Linked DNA regions of Homo sapiens: regions 2, 3, 4, 5, 6 and 7 are each linked to region 1. A link is a loop called in an ENCODE intact Hi-C map of the cell type or tissue named here. Cell type or tissue: mammary epithelial cell. All regions are shown on one strand. Region 1 has its middle 9.5 kb from the start of KRT74. Region 2 has its middle 35 kb from the start of KRT80. Region 3 has its middle 25 kb from the start of SMIM41-AS1. Region 4 has its middle 8.5 kb from the start of KRT75. Region 5 has its middle 21 kb from the start of KRT78. Region 6 has its middle 25 kb from the start of EIF4B. Region 7 has its middle 5.5 kb from the start of KRT85.

Region 1 (4,000 bases):
GAGCTCCTCCATCTGGAGCCAAGACCACAGCCAGCCCCTTTGGAAAGTTCTATCCCCCTCTCCTACAGAAAAGGAGGCAGGAGATGTTGACACCAGGAGACCAAGTCTCCATCTTCCCATTGTCATGGGCCCCCGCTGAGGCAAGTGGTGTCTTATGCAGGGCTATCAGGTTGGACACACAGCTGTGGGTTCAGGAGGCAGGTTATGAAATAAGCCAGGAGTCTGCAGATCCAAGAGTTGGGGAGAATGACTCACATCATGGGGAAACCCGTCTGGAAGTGAGAACCGGTGAAAGCAGGTCCTGGGTCCTGGTGGCTCCTATTTCAGGGAAGAGGAACAGGGGCAGCGTGGAGCAAGGGTGGGGGCTGCATGTTTTAACAGGGGGCCAAGGAGAAGGCTCAGAGGAACCAGCAGCCCTTCCAGGAAGAGAGAACCTTCTGGAAATGGATGTGGGCTGGGAGGCTGGAGGAGAATGTAATGGGACTGGAACGGAGCCAGAAGCTAGCCTGGCAGGTGTGCCTCAGGTTCGACGAGGCTTGCTTTGCACTAGTCACTGTGCTAAGCTTTTTGCACATTTTAACTCATTTCATCCTCACACCAACCTGTCAGGTAAATACTCTTGTTTTTCCCACATTACAAGTGAGGAAAGAGAAATTGAGCAGAGAAACTGAGTTGCCCACATTGCAGTTATAACTGGGAAAAGAAACAAATCAACAAAAGGATTCAGATCCACACCTGGCCGACTGCAAAATGTGTGTACCTCCACACTGGACTTCTAAGGTCCCTTTCAGTCCTATATCCACCACGCTATGGTTCAGTTCCTGAGCTCGGAGCAGCTTTAATCTAGAACTTGAGCTGCATCTGGAGTTCCAGGAAGAAGAATCTGGAATCTCTCCTGGAGATGGACGAATTGGAAGCAAGAAGGAGGGATTTCGAGGATAAGCCCTCTAAGAGGGGCCTGCATCCAAACGGGGATGCAGCGTGGACGACTTACCGGGGAGGAGGGATGGACAAGCCAATGGCAGCTGGTTTGCAGGAGAGGAGGGACCCTCAACATCTCTGGTGCTCCTGGAAGCTTTGCTAAATGTGAATGTAAGAACTGAGGGGCAGTGCAGAACAATTGTCCTTTGTGTAGTTGCCACTCTATAGGTGGCAGAAGTGGCAGAGCCCCTGAGATGGAGATTGGAAACAGCTGGCAAAGGGCGGCTCAAACCCCAGAGCAGCTGCCAAATGGGACCTAAGCAGTCTTTAACAAGCTCCCTGTCTCCAACAATTCACATCCCTGTTACCGCCTCCTCCAGGAAGCCTTTCCAGATTGTGTTCCTCTCTCAGGCCTTTCTTCCTATGGAGCCCCCTGGCTGTGCCTTGCCAGTGCCTCCATGCCTGGCTCATCTACTGCCTGAGAAAGAAAGAGTTCTCAGAGGAGGGAGGGGTTTGCACACTGTGCAGGCAGGGCTTAGGAGAGGGGGTCTCAGCTGAGTCATGGGGGCCCTCACTCCAAGGACCTCTGGATCAGCACCAAGATTTTCAGGAAAAGCTGTCTGAAGGCCTCAGGTTCTCTAATAAGAGGTGTGGAGGTTCAGGCAGCAGGCAGCATCAGCCCCTGCCCCCTCCTCCTTCCTGTAAGAGGAGAGGCCAGAGAGGAGAGGAAGAGGAGACAGGAGTCAGACCCAGGCAACACAGAGGCTGGGGCCAGCCTGGGCATGCCAGGGAGTGAAACAGCATCCCCTCCCACTGGCAGCTCCGCGAGGGGCGCAGAGCCTGTCTAGGGTCATCCCACGCCCTCTCTGCTGTAGGGAAGTCTTTCCTCCAGAGTCACAGGGGTAGAAAGTGCAGTATCCAGGACCAATGGCAGAGGGCAGTGTGTGCACAAAATAGAGGCACCGAGGGTTTTTCCCCTGCTTGGAAATGAACAGCCAGTGAACAGATAGGAATGTATTTTAGTGAATGGACCCAGTGCCCTCCACCTTTCACTTAGCCCATCTCGGCCAGGTCTCTGGGCAAAGTCCTGCTGTTGGTCCACACCTCTCAGACATGAACCAGCCCACAGCCAGCAAACACAGACGTATGCTTTAAAAATACTAGTAATAACAGTGAGCATCTACAGGTGTCAGACTGTGTTCCAGGCACTGTTTTACTCCCCTTATCTCTTTTCCTATTCTCTGATCTCCTCTAAGGTGAGTTCTTTGAAAGGTAAGGAGGTGTCGAAGCCAGGAGCATAGACTCCAGAATCAGACTGGAATTCAGATCCTCCCATTTACTAACCAGGTGACATTTGGTTAGTTACTTAACTCCTCTGAGCTTCAATATCCTCACAAGTTAAATGGACATTATAATAATCGCATCTTATAAAAATAATACATGTCAGATTGTTGGGAGAATTAATTGAGTTACCAGCCATAAAGTGCTTACCAGAATGAGTGCTGAGAACAGTTTCTGGCAACAGAAAGCACTTCATAATGGCCAGCTTGTATTTATCTTCTTTTACAAGGGCAGGATCTTGCACTAGGCCACTACTGGCAATTAGAAGAGCTAGGATTCAAAGCTAGGTATATGACTCTTCTGCCACTATGCTAGGCCCAAGGGGACCATTTATCTGACAGTCCTGGCTTTGCCAGTTGTCCAAGGATCCACCTTAGTATTTATTTAGATCAAAAGTGTCCCAGTTTGAGTGACTGCCTGCACACAAATGCATATAAGACACAAATTTATTAACACAAATATGTCATATCACTTGCATACCAGACAATTGAGACATGGGTATGTTGTGTGTATATCCAGCTCTTTTTCCCAGGGAAGGTGGGCTAAACTAAGGCATGCATTCCCATGGTAAAAGTGCTGACTGCAAGCCGGACCCTGGAACAAGGGGATGTAGGGCATGGAGTGAGGGACAGACATGTGAGCAGCTGATATGACACCAGAAAAATAGAGTGCCGGCTTTAACACAGGCTCAGGACAGGGCTGTGAGTGTACAAGCCACTGGTCCAGCCCCGGCTGCTCACCAGTGGTGTGAACATGGACAGGTCACTCAGCCATCTGGGACTCGGTTTGCCTGCCTGTAGAATGGGGGTGTGGGGTAGGGAGGTGTTGGGCCACAGCTGTATTGATCCTTCTCATGTAATGCTTGAAGATGGATGGGTCCACCTGGAGGGACCAGGCACCACAGAAATGTGGGTGGTGGAGTCTCAGCCAGGCCACACAGGTGCGCAGGCTGTCCATCACGGGTAATGGACATCTGAGGTTGAGAAAATGATATGTGCAAAGGCCCTCAGGTGTGAAAAGTCTGGCCTGCATGGGGAAAGGCTGGAGAATAAGGTGGGAAACGACACGGGGGAGACAGGATCTCGGGCACTCTGAATGCCATCCTCAAACGAGGTTTGCACTTGAAAGATGGTCTCGCATTAAGGGTTTTTTTCAAATCAACTGTGCTAACTGACTCTGAGAAACAAACATTCTTGCAGAAACACACACATACACACACAAACATACACACACATACACATACACACACACGCAGAGCTAAAAGAGCATCCTTGAATCTCTCAGCTTCTTACTCCACTGAATTTTTCTTCATAGTAGTTAACACTGCTTGACTTCATATTATATATTGCTTTGGTAGGTGCATATTTTCACTCTCCCTCTATGGGGCCAGTGTCTGTGCCTATTTTGTTTATTCTGGTATTCCCAGTGCCTGAGCAATGCCTAGCTCACTAAATATTTGTTAATTGAGCACTATTTCATATACACCTTAGATAGAGAGGCTACAAGCATATATACACACAGGCCTTACATGTTAGGGTGAAAAGGAAGTTGGTTAAAAGAAGAGGAAGACAGGGCCATTGTGTGGGAGCAGGACTGGGGAGTGAGTGGTGGGTGGTGGAGAGTGAGACAGTGGGAGAATGAAGGGAAGACCACTCGCTACACAGACAGTGAGTGTGCTCAACCATGGGTGCTTTGAGAACCAGAGCAGGAAGCCATGAGGAAGCTCTAACATCTGTAT
Region 2 (4,000 bases), 430 kb before region 1:
TTTTTTTTTTTTTATTGGAGATGGAATCTCACTTTGTCACCCAGGCTGGAGTGCAGCGGTGTGATCTTGGCTCACTGCAGCCCCCACTTCCTGGGTTCAAATGATTCTCCTGCTTCAGCCTCCCAAGTAACTGGGATTACAGGTGTGGGCCAACACACCTGGCTAATTTTTTGTATTTTTAGTAGAGATGGAGTTTCACCATGTTGGCCAGGCTGGTCTCGAACTCCTGACCTCAGGTGATCCACCTGCCTCGGCCTCCCAAGGTGCTAGGATTACAGGCATGAGCCACTGCACCCAGCCAGAAAGCTACACTTTCGAGGGTTGACCTTGAAACTACGTGGGGCCATGTGGCTATCCCTGATCCCCTGGAAGGTCTTCAGAGTTAGCTTATCAGCTCAAGTTATTCTCCACTCTGAGTACACGACAGGGAACTCCTCTCCCTCAGTGCTTAGGCACTGGGGTGGCCATGGGGGTTGGGGCAGCAGTGGCCTGTCAGGGCAGGGTTTTGCAAGGGGACTTAGCATCCTCGGGAGAGGAGGACACTGGCCATCTTCCTTTTTCCAGGAGGTCATGGGGAGAGTATGTGGTGGGACACCGTGGGCCTCCCTCCACCAGAAACATGGTCTTAGCAGCCACGGGCTTGTAGGGGGATGGAGCTGAGGAGAGGACTGTCAGGCAGGCTGGAGAGCCTCCAGGGGGACCCTAGTCTCCCCCAATCTCAGGGAGCTCCTTAAAGCAGCCACAATCCACTGCAAAAGGGCAAAGCCTATGGGGGGGCCTGGGGGAAGTAGGACTCCAAGGCCTCCATTTTGTACCCCTAAAGGCTGTAGCCAAGAGGAGGAGGAATGCAGGATTCCCCGCTAGGCCCTGTTCTGACAGGCTGGGGAGGAAGGGTGGGGCTCCCAAGTGAGCCCACATGCTCCTGATCTCAGGTCGTAGCTAGGCAGCTTTGTAAACAGCAGAAACACAGAGCAGCCTCTGTGTGTGTGTGTGTGTGTGTGTGTGTGTGTGCATGTGTATGTGTGTGCCTGTGCTGGGGGACTCACGCCCCAGAGGGGACCCTTCTCATTACTTTATAGTCACAGTTATATACAGGTCTGAGGCTGGGGTTCTGCCAGCTAATGCTTGCTGGCATTAGCTGTGTTGCAGGTCTGTGTTGCAGGTCTGCTCCATGTATTGTCTCCTTTAATCTTCCCAACCCTATAGGCAGGCATCCTTATTACCCAGTTTTACAGGTGGGGAAACTGAGGCTCTGAAAGTTGCAGATGCTCAGGGTCACAGAGCAACTGAGTGATAAAGCCAGGTCAGGGTTCAAATTGAGGTCTGTCTGACTTCAGTCCAGTTATACTCCTGGCACCTGTGGACGTGTGTGCATGTGAGCACTGATCAAGGGCTATGTGTATGCACATGTGCGGATGTGTGCTTTGATGGTGGGCCTCAGTCTGCCTGCGCCTGTTGAGGACACCTGCATGTAGGCGTGGATGTCTCCGCCCAGGGATGGAGGTGTGCACACAGATGTCCATTTGCACTTATGTTTGCACAATGCACGTATGTTGGGTACACATGTATGTGTTGTATGTGTGCACATGTGAACATATGCATAAGAACATATGCTTGTGCACAGTGTGCCTGCATTTGTGAGTAGGTGTGTGCATAGGCTGTGCATATGTGTGTTCATATCTGCAGATAGCCATGTCCCCAGGTATATGTGGTCATCTCCAAAGGCTGACCTCACTCCAGTTCACTCAGCCTGTGTCCCCTTCTCAGGCTCCTGACTCACCACATGTGTGGAATCTATTTGCATGTCAGTCCCACTGAGTCAGTGTCACAGCAGGATGTGTGATGGCCTTGCTGGTGGTACAGGGACTTCGAAGGAGGGGCGCTTGGGGAGAGGTAGGATTGGCAGGGATGAGTGTTGAATAGGAAGGTGGCGGATGGGATGAAAGAGATTAAGGCCAGGTGTGGAGGCGGGCCTAGGTGTTTTTCAGCCCCCAGTCAGGGGTAGAGGCCTCAAGGAGGCTAATCCTGCCCCCTGTACTTACCTCTTTCTTATTTTTTATTTTTATTTTTAGATAGAGATGGGGTCTCACTATATTGCCCAGGCTTGTCTCGAACCCCTGAGCTCAAGCGATCCTCTCACCTCGCCCCAGGAACAGCTCTTTGCACTGTCCCAGACCCCAGGCCATAGGTATCTGGTTCCCCATTGGGCGTGGAGGTGCAGATGAGGCAGTGGTCAGCAGGGGGCGCTCAGAGCCTGCAGATGGTGGGGAGCCATGGAACAAGCAGGTGGGAATGGGAGTGGGGAGGGTAGGGCTGAACCACGGGCACAGACCCACCTGCGGGGAAAGGGTGGAGGAACATGAACTTTGCAACATGAGGGGCAGACTCCCAGAGGGCCAGATATACACATCCTCCCCAGAGGGACAGGCCCTCTCCAACAGACTCACAGACCCTCAGAAGGACAGACACAGGGACAATCCCTCACCCTCTGAGAACATTCCGGGCCCAATGAGCCGGAGGGAGGTGAGAGTGACCACACTGGCCTGCATGTCCCTCTGGAGGCAGGGGGTGTTGGCTCTTGGTGACAGTGAGGAGGGGAAGGAAGGCAAGGGCTCTAGAGTCAGGCACGCTCAAGGTCTGACTTCAGCGTTGCCTCTGGGTGACCTGAGCTCTCCTGAATGGGGCAATGTCTTCCAGGTGTCCAGCTCAGGCCTGGACACGCAACGTCACCCTGGAGGTTATGAGAGGTTGCCAGAGCCTCCGTCATTGGTATGTCTGCACATTTCTCCAAGCATCTACTAAGTGCCAGGTCCACTGCAAGGCGCTGGGGATATGGTAATGATCAAGTCACACTCAGTGGCTCCTGCCACTGCTAGGGAGCTAACATTCTAACGGGGGGAGTATCTTAGGATACTTGGGATACAAAATGATCACTATTCCCCCCATTTGATTATTTGAAGTGGAAATTATGGGACAAAAGGCAGAGACTGGCAGGGAAGGCCCTTTCCTCTTTTATTGCTTATCAAATGCAGGCTGAGAAAAGTCCAGATATTATGGTACTGCTGTGGTCCCCTGCCTCTTACTGCAGAGGTCAGATCCAAACCCTCCATCTCATTCAGTCAAAGCTGAGGTTCAACAGTGGCCCCTGAGGCCTAGTGTAGGCTGAACCCCCCGCCTCTCCCCTCATCCCTCCTCGCAAGTCCTCAAACATGATAGGCAGGTTCTGCCTCCGGGCCTTTGCCCTTGCTGTTCTGCCTCTGGGCCTCTGGCCTTGCTATTCTCTCTTCCTGGAATGGTCTTCCCCAGGCTTCTGCGTGGCTTGTTTCTTCATCTCTTGTTTTTTTTTTTTTTGAGATGGAGTCTCACTCTGTCACCCAGGGTGGAGTGCAGTGGTTCAATCTCAGCTCATTGTAACCTCTATCTCCTGGGTTCAAGTGATTCTCCTGCCTCAGCCTCCCCAGTAGCTGGGACTACAGGCACCTGCCACCACACTCAGCTAATTTTTTTGTACTTTTAGTAGAGACGGGGTTTCACCATGTTGGCCAGGCTGGTCTCGAACTCCTGACCTCAGGTGTTCCACCCGCCTTGGCCGGCCAAAGTGCTGGGATTACAGGCGTGAGACACTGCGCCTGGCCAAAATGTTCCTTTCTTAGTGAGGCTTTTCCTGACCTCCCTATTAATCACCCTACTCTCAACATTCCCTATGCTCTTTCTGCTTTAGTTTTCTCCATAGCACTTTTTATCAACGTCTAGTCAGCTATGTCTTTTACATGAATATATTTCTTCCTTGTTTTTTTCTTCCCATGAGAACATAAACTCCATGTGGGCTGGGATTTGGGCAGATTTGTTCACAGCTGTATCCCCAGGGCCTAGAATGTGCCTGGCACATCGTAAGTATCAATAAATATTTGTCAATGCATGTTTGTCAAGTGAATGTTGAGTGCTGGCCTTGCAGTGGCACACCCCTCTTCCTGACGGGGGCTAATGATGGGTCGGGGGT
Region 3 (4,000 bases), 440 kb before region 1:
AATCAGGTCATGTCACTTTGCTATGTGCCCCACTATGCTATGATGTGCGTCTTCTGGTCTCAGCAAAGGAAAGCCAGGTCTTAATGTGAGCCTCTCAGGCTCTCAGCCCCCATCTCCCACAATGCTCTCTCCATCCATCACCCCTCCCACCCTCAACCACATGGCTGGCTCTCCCGCCTCCTTCAGGTCTTCAGAGACATTACCTTCTAGTGAAGCCTTCCCTGACCACACTACTTAAATGTATGATCCCTCCTCCTGCCCCTCCATTCCCCTCTCCTGTGTTATTTCTCTCCATAGCCGCTGCCGCCTAACATACTGTCTTTAAGACTGGCTGCATAACTTGTAGTCTCAATGCAAAATGAAAATGTGGGGACTTTCATTTAAAAATTATTAAGAACTCCCAGGCAGCAGAGCGGGACCCTGGGTGGCTGCCTGGGCTGCATGCCCACATAGCGGCCCTCACAGTGTTCTTTTATTTTATGGTCCTTCTTCCTCACCCAGGAGGTAAGCCCTACTAGAGGAGGGATCTGGGCTTTGTCCACAGTAGTATTTTAGGATCTGCAGCATCTAGAATGAAGATGCTTTCTCACTTTTCTTAAAGTGAGAAAGGAAAGAGTCACATTAGAGGTCAGCACAGAGAAGGAGCACCTCACTCAGCCAGAGGGTGTGGGGAAAGGCTTCAATGAGGACGCACGAGGCAGCCGGGTCTGGAAAGGTGGGCGCAGGGCTGGGGGAAGCCGGTTGGGGCCTAGACAGCCTGTGGGCATGAGTGCAAGCATAGGGGTAAGAGAGTGCAGACCCCCGGGCTCTGCGGCTTCTCCATGGAGCAGTGCTGGGGATTCAGGCGTTACCCTGAAGGGTTGGGGTTGCATGTGCCTTGGTTCCAATCTACCTGTGTGACCTCAGTAGATGACTTAACCTCTCTGACCTTCAGTCTCCTCCTCAGTTGTCCTTATTATAGGGATAATATAGGGAATGGCATAGTCTAGAGCATACAGTAAAGTGTTGGGTACAGTAATGATAATATCTGGTGTATTTGGTGCATTTGGTGTCTGGACTGGTGGAAGAGGCTGGAGGTCTGTGTAGCAGGTGTTTGGGGAGTAAGGGGGCTGGGAGACAGTGGATAGGGTAGGCTCAGTGTCAGCCCTGCTTGCTTGAAGGGCTGCCAAGAGGGGACCCTTAGAGGTTAAGGAGATTGGGACCAGGGAATGAGGGAGACTTGTTTTTGAAGGCCTCTAAGATTCTGGCCTAAACAGTGTGGCCTCAGGGCCTGGGGCATGGTGTTTAGAGAGGGAAGAGTTGCTCCCCATCCCTCCTCCTCAGCATCCGGTCACAGACAACTGAGGCTTTGAGGGCTGAGGACTGAGCTGGCCATGGGTGGAGGATGGGTGCTCTCCAGAGCAGAGTTCTCATGCCACGGAGGCAGCGGTGTCTTCGCAGGGAAGCAGAGCACAGCCAGTGCAGGCTTGCTCCTGCTTATAGGGCAGTATTCCTGGGGCCCCGAAATTAACTGGAGGACTTTCTGAGGGACTACCTGAGGCCCTGCAGCACGCAGCTGAGGGCCAGGAGCCTCTCTGACTTGGGCATTGATGTCAAAGTGACCCCATGTTCACTCAGGCTGGTGACCTCCTTAGCAAAGTGCCTAGCACATAGTAAGTGCTCAATTAATGGGAGTTGATAGAACCTGTGTCCTCAGTGTGTGTCCTCAGGAGGGCTCTGCAGGGCACTGAGGCCCGGTGGAGAGAGGGTGGGCGGGTAATGACAAGCACAAGGGCAGGAAGGGACCTTAGCAGAGGCTTATCTGCACTAAGCCCATTTTGAGAAGAGAAGACTTGCACGAGCATGGGGCAGAGGCCAGACAGGGGGACAGTGGGCCATAAGGAATCTCCCCGCTTCCCTGCCATGTCCCTTGACTAGCCAGAGCTTCAGACGTGAGTGTCCCCCTCCTGCTGGCCTCCACCAGGAAGCTGCTCAGGTCCCTCAGACCCAACATGTCTGAGATGAGCTCTTCAGCCGCCTTCCCAGCCCCTTGGTCTCCCCAGCCAGCCAGTCCCAGAAACCTGAGAGTCGCATGAGATCCTTTCTTCATCTCCAGCCCCTGGCCCCTCCATCACTGAGCCCGAGGCAACATCTACACTTTGGCCACGCTGCCTGCCTCTGGCCACTGTGTTTTTGCTAGCGTGGTGCCAGGCCTGACCTCCTCTCTTCTCTTCCCCTGGGTCATGCCCTCTAATTTGGGCCTGGGTGCTCAGTAAGTTCTAGAAGCAGTGGGTGGCCAGGGGGTCTGGGGCACGGAGGACTCTTTTTTTCTGGTCTGGGTCCTGGGTTGGGTCCTTGTCCCCTATGTGTCCCACACCTGTCAGCTGGGGGCGCTCCTGCCCCACAGAACCCCAGCATCCTGGCTCCAAGTGGGGGTGGGGAGCCTCTGGAGCCTCTCCCGGCAGCTGGGCCTGCTTGGCCTGCCCGGCAGGTCTGGGTGTGGGTGGAGAAGGCCAGGAGAGGGGTTGGGGAGGAGCACGTCTGTGTGTGGGTACAGGCCTCGGGGTGTGGGGGTACAGGAGCTGGGTGGGTGTGTACATGCAGCTTAGCTGTGTGTGTGTGTGTGTGTGTGTGTGTGTGTGTGTGTGTGTGTGTGGTGTGGGCAGAGTTCATGGTGTGGGTTCTGTGGAGCCTGGGGACCTCACGGTAGGATTCCTTGGACATAGGTGAAAGGCTGGGCCTGGCCTCGTTTGCCCTCCAGCTCCTTCCCCAGGGCTCCCCACCTCATCACCCACTGGAGGCAGATCTTCAGCAGGCTCCTTTGGAGGGCGAGCTTTGAGGTGTAATCCCCACTCTTCACCTTGGTTCATCCCTAAAACGGTTGTAGCCTCAGTGTCCTTGTAAGTACAATGGGGAGAAGGACACCAATGTTGCAGGACTGTTGAAGGGACAGTGGGAAGCACCTAGGGCCTGGCCTCCACACAGTAGCAGGAGGGATGGAGGTGTCACAGCTGTGCCAGGCAGCAAGAGCTGCGCCCAGAGAGGCTGTGCCCTCAGGAAGCTGGAGGGCTGGAGGGTGGCAGAGGCCCACCACAAAGCTGTGGGGTAGGGGCGGGGAAAGGGCCATCAGACCACAGAGCACAGTGGTCCGGGCTCAGAGAGGGGACGCTCCCCTTGTAGGAAAGACAAGATTTCACCAGGGAGTGCACTCCAGGCCATGGGCGGCCTAGCAAAACCAGGGAGGTGGAAGATGTGGGACCTCCTGACAGCAATAGCGGTCTGGTGTGGTGAGGATCTGTGGGGGTCAGGCTGCTGGGTGGGATGGCTGAGTGTTGGGGCCTTGACCGTTAGTGAAGAGCCCGTAGTGGAGGGCGGGGCCCAGGCAGGGAGACCAGCTGGGGTGGGGCTAGGGGCCCGAGTGGTCAGCAGGCAAGAGGGGCCGGGGCCTGGGCCTGGATGGCAGCTGGAGGGGAGAGGTTCACTGGGAGGAGAATCTCCTTTTCCTCTTGGACTGCATCGTAGGGAATCGAGGTTAGATGACTAGAAGAACTTCCTGGCGCAGATCTGGGGAAGCCCTGGCCCAGAGGCCTGGCCTTTACCCATCCCTGGATCCTCTGCCTCTCCCCAGCTCCCACTGTCCTCAGACACCCCTTGCCCCTGTCTGGGATTCTGGGGGTGAGCCCCGGCCTGGCCGAGGCCTGCTGCAGGGTGAGAGTTATGTTCCAGCTCCATTGAGTGATAAGTGCCACACTGCGACCTCTCTGGGTCTTCCCTGCCCACTACGGTGGGGGCGTGGGGCCCCTGCTCCATGGGCTGGGCTTCTGACAGGACAGTGGCAGGCCAAGGAAAGGACCTACCAAGCCCACCTTGGCTTGAAGGCTGAGGGGGTGAGAGAGGGCTGGGCGGGCCTGGTGAGTCTGGGGCACCTGGGCCTGCCTGCGAGGGTCCCTGAAGCATTGTGACAGTGACTGCAGCAGGAGGACTTCAGGCTGAGGCTGAGGGAAGAGTCCCAGCAGCTTCC
Region 4 (4,000 bases), 140 kb before region 1:
TCCTGCTGGCTCCAGATGCCCCATCTCGGGCACACACAGTAGCATGGCGGGAAGCAGCGCTAAGCACAGGAGGTGAGGCTGAGGTAGCTGGTTGGGTCTAAACATTTCCCAGGGATAAATCAGAGTGGATCCACCCACAGACACTTCAGATGGGATCACTGAATGCATTCCTGCCTTGTCTCTGTAAAGCTGTGTCTGACATGAGGCATCCGGGTGATGCATTGTTTGCTTGTGTGTTTCCGTGAATGAGAACTTCTGTAGCCATGGAGCTGTGTTTTCCATGATCTTGAGAGGACAGGTCCCTTTGGCACCCAGTCTTGGCCTAGGAATTCTTGCCTCATTCTGAGGTGCATGGCTCCCAGCTGACCTGTAAGCACTAAATCAGCACACACTGATGATGAGGATGGTGACAATGACAATGAGGTCAGGAGAGCCATTATGCTAGGAGTGACTGACTCAGTGTAAATGGAGAACAGAAACCTCTTCCTGCTCTGCTTTAAGAGGTGTAGATATTTGAAAGCCCCGACGCAGGGGAATGAAAAATTAGGGCCCATGACTCATTCTTGACAAAGAATTAATCTCTTTGAAGGAAGACTCAGCAGAGGGCTCTTCTAATCAGCCAGCTCTCTTTGTGTGTGTTCAAAGTGCAATTGATTGGCATGTCTCTTGGAGGAGGGTTTCCAGAGTGTAAAACCAGATATATGACCGGCATGTCATGAGTAAGATAGTTTCCACTGAACAGACCAGGGCTGTGTCTGTGATGCAGGTTACATCCGAGCAGCCAGGACGCCACTTTCCTCCCTTCCCAGAAAAGGGTAAAATGGCTTAGAAGGCCCACAGGCAGACGCCAGGATGACCTCTGCATGATCCTACCTGTGGATATTCCGGCTGTTCTCCCATCTGGCCGTGAGGGAGAGGAATTCCCTTTAAAGGAAATGCCTGAAAGTGCTTTTCATTCACCCCTCAGCACTGGTTTATTAAGCAAGAGTTAGTCAACCTGGGGTGAGCCCAGAGACTAATGAAAATGACCAATGAATTGGGAAACAGAGGTGGGAACAAAGGGGGAAGGAGCTATGACGGGAGACCAATGTCTTCCTTTGTCGTTGCTGCTCTTACCATCAGGGAGTAAACTTAATTGGCAAGAAGGATTCCATTGAGGACTTCTATGTTCTAATGGTGAACAGAAAAATATGCTTCTAAGGGAAGTTGTAGAGATTTCTGTAGATTCTTCCTGGAATGATTTAGGGGGTGTGATTCTGCAATAAATGGAAGTTTAAAAAAAATCTTTAAGATAAGCACCTATACTCTCTACCCTGATAATGCTCTTTAGGCATCATGGTATTTTACAGATTTAGGATGGAAATAGGGTTTCCCTGCACCTTTCAAAATTTCCCCCGGAAGGGACATGCCCACAGAGCCCCTCTGAAGTTGGACCTGCCATTGTTCATGTTCCTTCATTCTTTGCATCCATTGCCCTTGCCTCTTGGTTTATGTGGAGTGTGCTTACGTGTTCATGGGTATATTTCTGGCTCTGCCAGGTGAGAGGGATTTTTCAAAGGTAAGCACATAATTCAGTTGAATTCAACATGCATCTAATAATGTACCTACCCTCTTTTAATTTGTTCTGAAGTATTCAGGACCCTGCTATGCCACAGGTAATCTTAAACTGTATTGCTGAGTGACTTTGCGGGGTTGCTGAGTGATATAGGGCACCTCTGAACAAATAATGAACTTTTGAAGACATTTTCCAAGGCATAGGTAACACAGGCTAAAGACAGTCACAGTTCACTCATCACTTTCTCATCACCGAGGAATGAACAAGAAGTCAAAGTAGGGGAAATAAAGCTTCAGAGACTAGCATAGGCTCCCAGGGTAAGGAAAGACAAAAGCAAAGATTGGAGGGAGTCCAGAGCTGGGGGAGGAGAGAACAGTCGGCTGAGCCACCTTGGGGGAAAAGCAGGCATTCCTCTTTTTCCCAATGTGGGCTGGAATTTCCAGGCTAAAGGGCGAGCATTGCACTGGCTGATGTCACCGTCCAGTAGATGCCTAGTTTAGGCGAGGAGCCAGCTCTGGTGTCTGCTGTTAGCACCCAGAGCAGTAGCTCCTTCACTAGAGGGCAAGCAAAGCAAGGAAAGACTGGAGTGGTGGGGAATGCGGTCAGTCTCATCTTGTTCATGCTGGCAGCACTCTCCCTCCCTCCTGGGGCCAGAGTGGGAGCTGATGGAGTCAGATTCCCTGAGTAAGACCACACCTCCCTAGCAATGCAGAAGAGCAGAGTTCCTAAGATGAGGCAGGTTGTTCCTTGGATCCTGGCTCTGCCTCTTACCCACCAAGTTAGTTAACTTTTCTGAGGCTTGGTTTCCTCATCTTTAAAATGAAGATAAAGTTTAGCAAGGCAGTTGGGTACAAGACCAAGGTACAGAAATCAATCATTTTCATGCATTACCTTTCAGTAATTAGAAAACGTGATGGAGAGAAAGGAGAAAGGAGTTCTAACTCATAACACAAAAACTCTGAGATGCCTAGGGATACCTAACAACAACAACAACAATAACAACACAACAAAATGCACAAGAATAACCAGAAAACATTGAAGACAAACAATGAGTAGGACTTGCTGTATAAGAAACCAACATGTAAATAACAGAGTGAATGTCACCAAGATGGCAGAATACAAGGTAACCTGTTCATATCCCCCCACAAGATATTCTGCACCCAACCACAGTCCAAAATCTCTCTGCAGGTTCAGACATCATTGCACATCCTTGAGCATCGAGGATGTTCATGGAAAAGACCTCACCAAATGGACAAAATAAGGCACCAGAGACTGACCCTAAAGTAATAGAGAAAGCAGCATGTAATATAAAGATCTAGTAATCACAGTGGTGTGATCAGACAAAGAGATCAATGACACAGAAGATAAAGTGTATGAATTCAGCATGTAATAAAAATGGCATTTCAATGGTGGAAAAAGTAGGATGTTGATCTTTATGTAGCAGAAAAGTATGAAAATGAAAATAGCAATTACCCAAATTCATACTCCTCAGAATTAATCACTATTAGTATTTTGTCCTGGCAAGATGGCGAACCAGCTGGGGCTGTTATCTTCCTCCCACAGGATGAATCCTGAGAAACTGTAGAAACACATGAAAGGCACGGATACTAGGACGTATGAATTTTTGTTGTTTATCTGTAGTTCAACTTTAACTGAGGTTTCAGTGCAGTGGTTCATGCCTATAATTCCAGCACTTTGGGAGGTTGAGGTGGAAGGATCACTTGAGCCCAGGAGTTTGAAACCAGCCTGGACAAATAGTGAGACCCTAACTCTACAAAAATTACAAAAAAGAAGAAATTATCTAGGCATGGTGGTGCATGCCTGTGGTCACAGGTACTCAAGAGGCTGAGGCAAGAGGATCACTTCAGCCTGCGAAGTCCAGTCAGCAGGGAGCCATGATTGCACTACTCTACTCTAGCTTGGGTGACAGAATGAGACTATGTCTAAAAAAAAAACACAACAAATTTAACTGGGCTTCCTCTATTTTGTCTGGACAACCCTATTCACAGGAGACTGGGATGCCTGCTCCAAGTCTCAAGCCAGCTGGCATCTAGCTGGCCTCTCAGAGAGGGTAAGCATCTGGATTTCACTTGAGGGTAGTGAGGGACCCTGCCAGTAGCCTGCTGTCCTCGAGCTTTTTACCTGAGGGGGGAGAATGACTTTGCCTGGCACACTGGGAAGTTGTCCTAACAGCTTTTGGGACTTGAACAACGTGGCAGTTCCTACGCTCTGCTTCCACCATGCCTTTGACTTCAAACTCTAGACTGCAATGATAGAAAGGGAGGGGGTCACTAATTCCCCAAAGTCTCCTCCCGCTCCAAAGCTTCTGCTAATGACCTACTCAGTGGCAAGACGTTTGCTCACCCACAGACAACCATGGGAAGAAGGCCAGACCTCAACTACAGTAGTGACGCATGGGAAAGAGTCTCTGCTGTGGCATCAAAT
Region 5 (4,000 bases), 290 kb after region 1:
TGTCTCAGTTGTCAGTAGTATTATATGTATCAAGAATAATTAGGCCAGGTGCAGTGGCTTACGCCAGTAATCCCAGCACTTTGGGAGACCAGGGCAGGTGAATCTACTTGAGCCCAGGCATTCAAGACCAGCCTGGGCAACAAAGTGAGACCCCCACGTCTCTACAAAAAAAAAAAAAAAAGGAAATTTGCTGGATGTAGTGACTCATGCCTATAGTCCTAGCTACTTGGAAGGCTGAGGCAGGAGGATCACTTGAACCCAAGTGTTTGAGGCTGCAGTAAGCCATGATCGCACCACTGCACTGCACTCAGCCTGGGAGACTGAGGGAGACCCTGTCTCAAAAAAAAAAAAAAAAAAAAAAGAAGTAGAATTATCACTTAATGTTCAACTACTACATGCCAGGTGCTTTACATAGCATACCTCTGATTAATCGCATATTATAGATGGGGAAACTGAGGCTTGGTTGTCCTAGATCACACAACCAATAGTGGCAGAGTGAGAATCTGAACCCAGGACTATCTGTAAAGCATTTCTCAGGTCTATGCCTGCATCTGTCTGTTCTCCAGCTGGAATAGCCACCCCTCCACCAGAGGGGATGGAGGAATCCAAAGAGAGAATGCACTCAGGCCAGATGGGGCAACTAGCAGAGCCATGGGCTGGGCAGCTGGTGAAGGCTCCAGTGAAGGGGAGTGTAAGGGGCCTCGGGAAGAAAGGGAGAGAGATTGTTAAGTGAAAGAAGGGATGAGGAGGGGGGCCAGGCCTCTGTGCCACCTGATTGAGAGGGCAGGCGCATGGTTGCATGCAGTGTGGGAGGGAATAGGGTGCAGAGATGGTGGAAAGGAGGCCTGTGGCTGAGCCCAAGTGCCTACTTCCCTGTGCTGTCACTGCCCCAGGGAGGCCTGGGCCATTTGCCTCAAAGCCAGTGGTGGGCCAGGGGCCTCAGACCCCAAGGAGTGTACATGCTGGGAGCTTCCTGAGCAACCAAGAGCCTCCAAACTCTGGAACGTGCCAGGGTTTCATTCCTGGAGCCACCTCATTCCCAGCCACAGAGAGGAGTGCTCAAGCCCCAAGGGTCTCCAGGGAAGAGAAACTCAGTGGGACTCCAGAGTGACCAGCCAAGAAGGTTCCCAGAGGGGGAACAGAGAAGAGGGGCACCTGGCTGGAGATTCAGGAGACAGGAGATGGGCAGGGAGCAGGGAAGGTGCGGAAAGCAGCAGAGACAGCAGGGGAGGGGAAATGAAGAATGTGCGAGGAGGAAACTGGAATGAAAGTGCCAGCTGGGGCTGGAGCACATCACTTTGAGGAGGAGACAGAGCAAACCTCACCTAAGGCCACCACCCCCAGCCCCATCCCAGCTTCCCCAGGCCCTGCTAAGTGCCAGGAAGAAGCAGTGTCAAATGCAAGGAGGAGCAGGGCGTCAGTTCCCCACAGCCCCTTCCAGGTCTCTGGAGCTCTATTCCGGAAAGGAGAGGGGAAAAGTGTCACTTGAAGCCCCCAGGCCTCATGAAGGCCTTTTGCAAGAGGGAGGCACAGAACTACATCAAACCCCCTTTAAAAGTTTCTTGGCAAGCCTGACCCACCACAGGGTAATAGGCTGGTGCTGCCACAAAGGGGACTGAAGTTAGGTGACTACAGCCATCTCTGAAAGGACAAAGTCAATATACAGAAGGACTAGGTCCAGGGACCCTGGTCAGGCAGGGATAGGTGGCCCCATGGAAGCTGGGAAATAGTCAAAATGTCTTCTCTAGATCCCCCTCCCACATTTGACCCTCTGCCCCAGTCTTTTTGTGCCAAACCACAGCCCAGAGTCCCCATTCTCTGGGACCTCTCAGAGGAACTCTGCTCTCTAGGTGGTGGGGGTGGGGCCCCCGTTACATTATTTTCAGACTCACTAAACACCTATTAATTTGTAGGGGGCAGGAAGACTGGGAAACACTAATCCAACCCCATGGGAGCCATACAGAAACCATATGAAAAAATGAGGATAATGGTCCCTGCCATGGGTTATAGTGACAATTGAGGTTTCCAAGTACTTAGCACATGCCTGGCGCAGTTGGTTACTTGTGGGGAGGGGCAGAGAAACGGACCCTAACGCACACAGACAGGTAGAGAAGAGGCAGACAATTGCAGGGCTGCTGGAGACAGTGCCTGGGCCCAGACACCCTCTGGCACTGGCCAGGCTCATTTGCATGTCATTTGCATGTGCTCTGACACTTGTCACTCCTGTCGCTTCAGAGCCTCTGGGTCACACATTGTCTCTGTCCCTTCCTCATGTCACTTCCTGGATTCCCAAGGGCTGAGGGGACCCCACAGAGAGAAGAGAACCCCGAGTCTGGGGGTCAAGGAGCCTGAGGGAGGACCCGGAGTCTGAAAAGGGTGGGTGCTTTGGCCGCCTGGAAGCCTGGCTTAGGGCGACCCCTGCAGGGCAATCCTAGAATGGAGGGAGGAGGCGGAGAGGTGAGCTCGGGCTCCCCCCAGCTCCCAGGGCGGCACCAGCCTGGCCCTTTTACCTCCAACACGCCCTATGCTCCCTGGCACCCTGGAGTCTGAAGGCAGTCCACCGACCTGGGCCAGATAGAATCCAGAAACTCACAGCTGCCCCAATTAGCTAAAACAAAGGGGGTCAATGTGGGTTGTACCAAGCATCAAAGCAGGAATATCTGGGGGCTCCAGGCCATCAGCAACACCATCCAGATACCACTGGACCTGCACCAGTGCCTACCCTGGGTGCCACAGCCCCATCCTGCCACCCAGCACTGGAAGGGATTGTGATTTTAACTGGGGAAGAATTTAGGGAACAGAGAGGATTGTGAGGGACTGGAGAGAACCTCACATAGCCTGTACTGAAGGTGGACCCACCAAGGTTTCTCCAGCTGGGGTCCCATCCACAGAGGACAACATCGGTGGGAATAGACTGCAGCTGGCGGGATTGAGGTCAGGCCAGGGAGGGAATCCCCACCATAGTGGCGTTACTTGGGGCCCACTGGGAGACACCTAGTTCCCTTCCCACCCAGAGGCAGTTCTGCCTGTCCAGTTCAGCCGGGAGGGAAACAGCAGAGGAAATGCAGCGACTGCAACATTTGACTAAGGGGAAAAAAAATGTCAAAAATGCTCTGAGCCTGCAGTTTGCTTGTTGACATACACAGATGCTCACACTTTTGCCATTGGGTTCCCTCCACCCACCGCCCCTGCCTTGGCTCAGCGTGTGAATGGGGGCAGAAGGGAGGGCAGGGCAGAAGGGTGTGTGTGTGAACAAGTGAAGTCATTCTCTCTGGGTGGCTCCTTTTAATTAGCACCCTGAAAAAACTCCCAGCCAGCAAAATTGAGTCTTGCCAACTGGGAGCCCCATCATTCTGACTCATCCAGGCCCTGGGGGCGAGAGTAGGGGCACGAAATCTGAGAGTCAGGAAGGGGGTTGTTGAAAGCCTGGGCATTTGAGAAGGCTTCTCAGTCTTCTGGAGGACCCTCAGGAAGGACGTGGTCACATCTGAGAGTCAGTTGGCCCCTGGGAAGCTTGGACTGAGTTGGTTCAGAGCAAGAGAATGGAGGTTGGCAAGGCATCAGAGAAATCACCGCTTTCCCCAGCTCCCCCGAGGAGACCAGCCCCTGAGCTTGGCCAGGGTCAGCCCTGGAGGTCATACTACAGGACATTACATCAGGTCCAGGCCTGGGTGAAGCATTTGGGCCATTTCAGTTGTACTCAACATTCTAAGCAAAGAGTCACCTGATATCTTATGGCCAACCCCCAGAATCTAGTCCCCGGAACTGGAAGCAGCAAGTTTACTCTATGAAGGGGACAGAGCAAGCCTCAGGCACCTTCCCTCAAGACCCCTCGCCCCACAGTCCAGAGGACTGTCCATGCCCCTCCTCTCCCTCAAAACTTTTCTGCAGGCAACTGCCTGATAAACCTCCCAGAATCTGTGCCAGCCTCCTGGCCTGGTGTGTTCAGTTGCTCCACTGTTGCCTGGATCTGACACTCTCTTCCCCTATCAGGCTGGGA
Region 6 (4,000 bases), 400 kb after region 1:
GCTCCCACCAGCTTCATAATTCTTGTTCATCTTAGTAAATGACACACCATCCATCTAATTGCTTGTGCCAGAAACCTGGGAATCATATTTGACACCTCCTTCTCTCTTGGTCTACCCTATGGATCTAATAAATTAATAACCCTACTTCCACAGTAAGTCCAAATCTATTCCTTTCTCCCCATCCACACCCCACATCCAGGCTGTAGGCATCTGTCCTCTGTACTATCACTGCAACATCTTCCTAACAGAAAGTCTTCTCATGGCCACCAGTAACCACTCAGCCTTCCTCCACACACCAGCCAACATGGTCTTCTTTAAAAATAAATCTCAGCCGGGCTTGGTGGCTCACACCTGTAATCCCAGCCAAAGTGGGCGGATCACCTGAGGTCAGGAGTTCAAAACCAGCCTGGCCAATGTGGCAAAACCCCATCTCTACCAAAAAAAAAAAAAAAATTAGCCGGGCATGGTGGCAGGTGCCCATAGTCCCAGCTACTCAGGAGGCTGAGGCAGGAGAATCACTTGAACCCAAGAGGCAGAGGGTGCAGTGAACCAAGATGGTGCCACTACTCTCCAGCCTGGGTGACAGAGCAAGACTCCATCTCAAAAAAATAAATAAATAAAAATAAAAATAAATGTGTGCCAGGCCCAGTGGTCCCAGCTACTTGGGAGACTGAGGTGGGAGAATCTCTTGAGCCCAGAAGTTTGAGACCAGCCTGGGCAACAGAGCAAGACCACCTCTAAAAAATATATAAATAAATAATAAATAGATAAAACTAGATCTCATAATATCCCTCACCTACTTAAAACCCTTCCGTGACCCAGGAAGCATCCAGACTCCATGGCCAGTGCCCTGACTCTGTGTTCCAGCTCCTCTTTTTGCAGTCTCCCCTGCTGACCAGCCTCCAGCCACACCATTCACTCCACACACACACTCCTCCCTTAGCTCCCTCCCACCTCCTCATCAGCGATCTCTCCCTCACCTTCCGAGGCTCTGGCTAAATGCTCTGGTATACAGAAGGAGCTTGATGAGTATGGGGAAGGTATGGGAACAGAGGAAGGGAGGAAAAGCCATGGCGACAGGGTGACACTTATAGCAACAAGTTGTATGGTGAGGGGGGCAGGTTAAGGGATGAGGCTGCAGAGCTCCCTTGAACTATCCCTTTAAGCATTTTGTAATGACTCCTATCCCTTTAAGCATTTCATAGCAAGATCTGCACCTGTTTGAGTTATTCTGTTTTATTTCTGGCACTGCATCAATATAGCCATTTGTTTTATTAAATGACTCTGATGGCATTTTTTTTTTTTTTGAGATGGAGTCTCGATCTGTCACCCAAGCTGGAGTGCAATGGCATGATCTCAGCTCACCGCAACCTCCACCTCCTGGATTGAAGCTATTCTCCTGCCTCAGCCTCCCGAGGTACGCACCACCATGCCCGACTAATTTCTTGTATTTTTAGTAGAGGCAGGCTTTCACCAAGTTGGCCAGGCTGGTCTTGAACTCTTGACCTCAAGCCTCGGCCTCCCAAAGTGCTGAGATTACACATGTGAGCCACCACGTCCGGCACTGATGGCCTTTTTGACTTGGTGACTCCAGCTGTCCCTGAGAAAAGCAGTCTTGCCTCCCTCTGCCCCCTGGTGGCCTTCTAGGTGCAGAGACCATTGTTCCAGTCATCCTGGCTACTAGAATGGCTTTGATTTTCTGGCTTATAGCACCACCATTTGGCCAAATTTGCTAATAGGCGGCTGCTCCATCCACATTGACTTCCAATTTCTTTTCAACCTTCTCATTGGCAGAGTTCATGGAATCAGAGCCTCTTGGAGCTTAAACAACGTCAGTGGACGTAAGAGCTCTCCAGAGCCTCAAGCAAGCTTGCAGTTCATTCTGGAGGGCCATGCTAGCGGCACAGACAGAATGGCAGTGATCATGGTGCAGGAGTCGAGGAACTGGCCCTGTGAATGTCAGGCATGTGTCCCCCTGGGTTTCCTGGTCCTTCCCTATTTGCCCTTGCCCTGACACACCTCTCATCCTCCTTCATGCTGCCTCCTGCACAATGCTTCTCCAGATTGGCTCAGTCCTATTTACACAGTCTTTGATCTGGTGTTTATGTCTTTTTTTTTTTTTTTTGAGACTGGTCTCAAACTCCTGACCTTGTGATCCACCCGCCTCAGCCTCCCAAAGTGCTGGGATTACAGGTGTGGGCCACTATGCCCGACCTATGTCTTTATTTTTTTTTTTATTTTTTTTTTTGAGACGGAATCTTGCTCTGTAGCCCAGGTTGGAGTGCAGTGGCACGATCTCGGCCCACTGCAAGCTCTGCCTTCCAGGTTCACGCCATTCTCCTGCCTCAGCCTCCCGAGTAGCTGGGACTACAGGCACCCGCCACCACGCCCAGCTAATTTTTTGTATTTTTAGACAGAGATAGGGTTTCACCGTGTTAGCCAGGATGGTCTCAATCTCCTGACCTCGTGATCCGCCCGCCTCGGCCTCCCAAAGTGCTGGGATTACAGGTGTGAGCCCCTGCACCCCCGCCCGACCTATGTCTTTATAATAATACCTAATATTTATATAATGCTTTGCAGTTTATGAACTATTTTATTTTATTTTTTATTTTTATTTTTTTGAGACAGAGTCCCACTCTGTCACCCAGGCTGGAGTGCAGTGGCATGATCTTGGTTCACTGCAACCTCTGCCTCCAGGTTTCAAGTGATTCTCCTGCCTCAGCCTCCTGAGTAGCTGGGACCACAGGCACGTGCCACCACGCCCGGCTAATTTTTTGTATTTTTAGTACAGACAGGGTTTCACCATGTTAGCCAGGATGGTCTTGATCTCCTGACCTCGTGATCCACCTGCCTCAGCCTCCCAAAGTGCTGGGATTACAGGCGTGAGCCACCAGGCCCAGCCTATGAACTCTTTTATACAGAACTACCACTCTTCAAGTGCTTACTGTGTGGCAGGTACTGTGCTAAGGATTTGAAATAAATGATCCCTAAGCTTTCCAAGATAGGTAAGTATAAGTGGTCCCATGTTATGAAAAAGGAAACTGCCAGGCGTGGTGGCTCACGCCTGTAATCCCAGCACTTTGGGAGGCTGAGGAGGGCGGATAACCTGAGGTCAGGAATTGGAGACCAGCCTGGCCAACATGGCGAAACCCTATCTCTACTAAAAAAATACAAAAATTAGCCAGGCGTGGTGGCAGGTGCCTGTAATCCCAGCTTCTCAGGAGGTTGAGGCAGGAGAATTGCTTGAACCCGGGAGGTAGAGATTGCAGTGAGCCCAGATTGCACCATTGCACTCCAGCCTGGGTGATAGAGTGAGACTCCATCTCAAGGAAAAAAAAAAAAGAGAGGCTGGGTACAGTGGCTCAGGCCTGTAATCCCAGTACTTTGGGAGGCCAAGGTGGGCGGATCACAAAGTCAGGAGTTCGAGACCAGCCTGGCCAACACAGTGAAACCCCATCTCTACTAAAAATACAAAAATTTGCCAGGCATAGTGGCGCACGCCTATAGTCCCAGCTACTCAGGAGACGAGGCAGGAGAATCGCTTGAACCCAGGAGGCGGAGGTTGCAGTGAGTTGAGATCGCACCACTGCACTCCGGCCTGGGCAACAGAGTGAGACTCTGTCTCAAAAAAAAGAAAAAGGGAACTAGGGTTTCGGACAAGACCAAATGACATAGTAGAAAAAGCTTTGAAGTCAGACCAGATCCAAGTTTGAATTATTTATTTGTTGTTGAGTATCACAAACTGTCAGTTCACTCCCTGGATAAAAATTGCATGTGAACACCTCTAGCCAGGGCATGCACTCCTCAATCTTCCATAGTCTGCACCACTCCCAGTGACCTACACCACTTCGCACACTTGCCTATCTGAACCCTGACAGTATTTGAATTTGAGACCCTTAAAAATATTATTCCACTTGATCTTTAACAGGGGTTTGTAAGGAAGGCAGTAGCATAACAAAGGTAGGAGGGTAGGAGGATTCCACCCTGAGTCAGGCAAGAA
Region 7 (4,000 bases), 210 kb before region 1:
TTCCCCATCCTGCACTGTCTGTCCTCCCAGTTTTGTGTTTGTGCCTGCCTGGGCTCTTGTGGGTTGTCTTCCCATCCCTCCTAGTGGGCTGGTCCCCCTCAGTCAGTCCTGATGGGCTCCCCATGGACAAGGCCTGCACAGCTGATTCAAACTGGGTACCGCCCTTTGCCTCTGCTGGCCACACTTTTATTATGCATCTAAGGCTACGCCACTGCCGCTGCTGAGACGCAGCTCTTGGAGGCTCTTCTTAGCCCTCTTTCCCTCTCTTTGACTTTCACAAGACTTGGGCATGATTCAGGGACCCTAAGTGAGAGAAAGGAGGGTCAGAGCAACTCTACGTTCTCCAGTGTGTCATGGCGGGGTTCCGTGCCCAGCTGACACAGCTGCTCCCTGGCCTGCTCCACGGCAACTCCAAGAAACTCCATTCTCCTCCCGAACTCTGTCCACGTGCCTTCCTATTGGCAGCATTCCCTGGTGCTTTGCTGTTTTCCATGGTTACTCGGGATCAGAGCAGTGGCTCAGTCGTTACAGAGCCTCTGATTTCAGGAATGTACTGCATGAATGGTTTTGAAATGTTTTCTTTCTTTTCTTTTTGGCAGTTGAGCCATCTCCCCAAATCCTAGGAGGAAAACAGCTATATAAAGCCATGTATTTACTTATGTAGTTATAGAATAGATAAGATTGACATGCTGGTCTCCCTGTTTGCCCCTGGCCCTCCAACTCCATTCTCAGCCGAGGAGAGTAAGCCCCGTAAAACATAAGTTGGATCATGTCTCTACCCTGCTCAAACACCCAATTCCCCATTTTGCTTGGAGTCCTAACAATGGCCAACAAGGCCCTGCACTGCCTGTCTGTGTTGTGGCCTTTGTCACCGGTCTCCCTGTGTTCAGCAACCACAGTGACCTCCCACTGGAGCACCAGGACAGGGTGCACTCCTGACTCAGGGCCTGTGCCCTGCTGTCTCTTCCACCCAAATGCTCCCCTGTCATCCAAGTGGCTTGCCCATTGCCTCCTGCAGGGCTTTGCCCCTATACCATCTCTCTGACCCTTTAAAAAAATGGCAACCTGCCCTCCACCCCAGGGCACTCTCCATCCAGCTTATCTTGCTCTTATTTATTTATTTTTCCATCACACTTAACACAGTCCAGAATTTACTTATTTATTCTATTTGTGGATTATTGTCTGTTTTTCCCATCACCCCAAAGTAAACTCCATGGAAGCAGAGATTTTGTCTGTTTTGTTCATTTTGTTCACCTAGAAAAGTGCTGGGAATATAGTAAGTGCTCAGTAAATATTGTTGACTGATGAATGTATAAATGAATGGCTATCTTGGATACTTTAGATATTTGAGGTTTGGCAGAAAATGACAGCTTGTGGGAAGCCTTGGCCCTTGAGCCCCGAGGAACACATGCAGTTTGAAAGCCATGGGACTAAGACCCCTCCCTGGCTCTTTCCTGCTTCAAGGCTGTGGTTTTCTGAATACCCATGGAGACAAAGAACACAGAACGGTGAAAACGGCTGGGTTGGGCTGGTGAGAAAGGAGATAGATTTATTTTTAAAAGCTGTTACTTATTGTTTTTATGTTTGTGTCCTAATTACAAATCTGGAGAAAAACAAAATGGTTTTACAAGACTCTAAGCTCCCTCCTCTCCTTGCTATATTGCACAAGCCAATCCTGCTGGTAGCCTGCTTTGAAAATCTCCTACGCCTTCTTGTCCGAAGTTGGTGGCCAGAAGAGGGCAGCAAATTCCCACAGCTGGCCTGGCAGCAGTTCAGTCGTGGCAGAAGCAGAGAAGGCCAGGGATCTGCCTGCAGCTGGCTCTGGTTTCCAGATCTTTGGAAGCTGGAGACAGTCCCTGACGCTTCTGCATCCACCTGTGGTTGGTACTGGAGTGGCTGAGCTGCTGACAAAGCTATTGTTCATTGACAAAAGAGAAACACCACCACCACCACCACTACTGAAGCAATTGTGTACCCACTGTGGGCCAGGTTGAGTGCCAAGCACCTTGGATTACCATTGCATGTCATCCCCACATCTCTTTGAGGTACGACATATTTTTCCATTTTACAAATGAGGCAAGAGGCGTATTGAGATTACGTGACAGGCAGAACAGCACAGTGGTGGTGAGCATGGGCTCAGGAGTCAGAGCTCCTGTGCCTCACCACTTATTTAACCTCTCTGGGCCTCAGTTTTGTCATCTGTCAAATGGGAAATAATAAAAGCACCTACCACCTAAGGATATTGAAAGAATAAAATGAGTTAACCTGTGAGAATTATTTGGAACACTACTCAGTTCAACATATGTTAGGTATTATTGTTACCTCTCATTACCTTTGGTCACGCAGCCAGTAAGTGGAAGACCTGGGATTGAACTCAGGTCTGCCTGTGCCCTTGTCCATGGGTTTGACCCCTATGTCATCTCTGGGAGATAACTGACATATTAATAATATTGAGTCTTCCAGCTCATTAACACAGTATATCTTTCTATTTATTTAAGTTTTCTTTGATTTCTTTCATTAATGTTTTGTAGTTTTCAGCATACAGATCCTCATATACTTTTTAAAGGTTTATGCCTAAGTATTTATCCTTTGGAATTAAATGGTACTATTGGAAATGATATTTCAACAATTTTTTAATTTCCATTGCTGGTGTATAGAAATACAATTGATTTCTGTATATTGACCTTGCATCCTGCAACCTTCCTAAAGTCACTTATTAGCTCTAGTAGATATTTAAATAAAGATTTCCTAGAATTTTCTATATAGAAAATGAAGACTTCTGAGCTGTATTTCTTCCTTTCCAACCTGTATATTTTTGCCTTAGTTCAGTGGCCAGGACAGCTTGTACAATACTAAGAGTGGTGTAAGCAGACTTCTTTATTTTGTATCTAATCTTAGAGAGAAAGCATTCAGTCTTTTACCATTAAGTATGCTGTCAGCTGTAGGTTTTTTTTTTTTTAGATTTCATTTGCCAGGCTAAGAAAGTTCCCTTCAATTTCTAGTTTGCTGAGAGTTCTCTCTCTTTTAAGCCAAGAATGGATGTTAAATTTTGTCAAATGCTTTTTCTGCATCTGTCAAGATAATTATACTGTTTCTCCTATTTAGTCTGTTGATATCATGAATTACATTAATAGACTTTTGAAAGTTGAACCAACCTTGCATTCCCAGGCTAAACTGTCATTGGTTATGATATACTATCCTTTCATTTGTTACTGTGCTTACTTTACTAATGCCTTGCTGAAGATTTTTTCATTTCTGTTCATTAAGGATACTAGTTTATAGCTTTCTTTTCTTATAATGTCATTGGGTTTTGGTGCAGGGTAATGCTGGTCTCAAAAAGAATTGAGACGTTTTCCCTTCTCTTATGTTTTCTGGAAGAGTTTGGGTTGAATTCTTTCTTAAATGTTTGGTAGAATTCACAAGTGAAAATGCTTAGGCCTGAATTCTTCTCTGTGGGAAGGTTTAAAACTGTACATTCAGTGCACACTTACTAGATATAGAGCTATTCAGGCAGGACTGGCTACATAATTTACAAGGTCTATCTTGGTGAATGTTCCCTATTATCACTTGAAAAGAATGTATACTTTTCTGTTTGGGGTGGTGTGCTCTATAAATGTCAAGTAAATGAGGTTGATTGAAAGTGACACAAATTACCAAAGACAGTGACAGTAGGCATTAAACTTTCCTTCTGTTAATCTGTCTTTGGTCATCTTAATTCACAGACTCCAAGCACTAAAACTAAGTGGGTAAAGGAAAGCTTTTTCTCCCTGACAGTGTGTTTCGACCATTTATGCTATATGTAATTATTAATATTGTTTTATTTAAGGTCTGTGATTTTATTATTTGTTTTCTTTTTGGCCTTTCTGATGTTTCTCTATTCTTTTTTATCTTCTTTGGATTATTTAGATATTAATATATTTTCCTTTGATCTATGACTTAAAAAACTTATTTATTATTATAATTATTCTTATTTTTGCAGAGAAAGGGTCTTCTGATATTA

Evidence for each region. A loop is a pair of places that touch in the nucleus more often than their neighbours do. Peaks named below come from ENCODE experiments on the same cell type or tissue, not always from the same donor. Only the 100,000 strongest peaks of a DNase experiment are listed, where the experiment ranks them.
Region 2: a loop joins it to region 1, with 6 times the contacts of the local background. A loop is called at or near these places in 30 of 110 quality-filtered maps.
Region 3: a loop joins it to region 1, with 10 times the contacts of the local background. A loop is called at or near these places in 29 of 110 quality-filtered maps.
Region 4: a loop joins it to region 1, with 2.4 times the contacts of the local background. A loop is called at or near these places in 2 of 110 quality-filtered maps.
Region 5: a loop joins it to region 1, with 9 times the contacts of the local background. A loop is called at or near these places in 101 of 110 quality-filtered maps.
Region 6: it touches region 1 in a loop (4-fold over the local background); 47 of 110 quality-filtered maps call a loop at or near these places.
Region 7: a loop joins it to region 1, with 6 times the contacts of the local background. A loop is called at or near these places in 30 of 110 quality-filtered maps.

The regions. Positions count from the first base shown.
Region 1 is chr12:52,581,331-52,585,330 of GRCh38, forward strand. No RefSeq gene overlaps it. Among named protein-coding and RNA genes, the nearest start is that of KRT74, 9.5 kb to the left of the region's middle. RefSeq lists an enhancer at 3,708-3,877 and a cis regulatory region at 3,793. In mammary epithelial cell, a CTCF peak has its summit at 1,847; DNase peaks (open chromatin) are centred at 251 and 1,751; H3K27ac peaks cover 1,647 bases.
Region 2 is chr12:52,154,714-52,158,713 of GRCh38, forward strand. No RefSeq gene overlaps it. Among named protein-coding and RNA genes, the nearest start is that of KRT80, 35 kb to the right of the region's middle. In mammary epithelial cell, a CTCF peak has its summit at 2,231 (motif pointing right); DNase peaks (open chromatin) are centred at 928, 2,248 and 2,698; H3K27ac peaks cover 3,314 bases.
Region 3 is chr12:52,141,325-52,145,324 of GRCh38, forward strand. No RefSeq gene overlaps it. Among named protein-coding and RNA genes, the nearest start is that of SMIM41-AS1, 25 kb to the left of the region's middle. RefSeq lists an enhancer at 2,679-3,496. In mammary epithelial cell, a CTCF peak has its summit at 2,370 (motif pointing right); a DNase peak (open chromatin) is centred at 2,437; H3K27ac peaks cover 1,590 bases.
Region 4 is chr12:52,440,828-52,444,827 of GRCh38, forward strand. No RefSeq gene overlaps it. Among named protein-coding and RNA genes, the nearest start is that of KRT75, 8.5 kb to the left of the region's middle. RefSeq lists an enhancer at 1,285-2,484. In mammary epithelial cell, a CTCF peak has its summit at 2,108 (motif pointing right); DNase peaks (open chromatin) are centred at 204, 574, 964 and 2,014; H3K27ac peaks cover 3,079 bases.
Region 5 is chr12:52,868,238-52,872,237 of GRCh38, forward strand. No RefSeq gene overlaps it. Among named protein-coding and RNA genes, the nearest start is that of KRT78, 21 kb to the left of the region's middle. RefSeq lists enhancers at 1,797-2,297, 2,298-2,798, 2,302-2,351 and a silencer at 2,112-2,191. In mammary epithelial cell, a CTCF peak has its summit at 2,424 (motif pointing left); a DNase peak (open chromatin) is centred at 3,324; H3K27ac peaks cover 1,799 bases.
Region 6 is chr12:52,979,366-52,983,365 of GRCh38, forward strand. No RefSeq gene overlaps it. Among named protein-coding and RNA genes, the nearest start is that of EIF4B, 25 kb to the right of the region's middle. In mammary epithelial cell, a CTCF peak has its summit at 1,667 (motif pointing left); a DNase peak (open chromatin) is centred at 1,696.
Region 7 is chr12:52,371,001-52,375,000 of GRCh38, forward strand. No RefSeq gene overlaps it. Among named protein-coding and RNA genes, the nearest start is that of KRT85, 5.5 kb to the left of the region's middle. RefSeq lists enhancers at 1,694-1,863, 3,371-3,540 and a cis regulatory region at 1,779. In mammary epithelial cell, a CTCF peak has its summit at 1,735 (motif pointing right); a DNase peak (open chromatin) is centred at 1,751.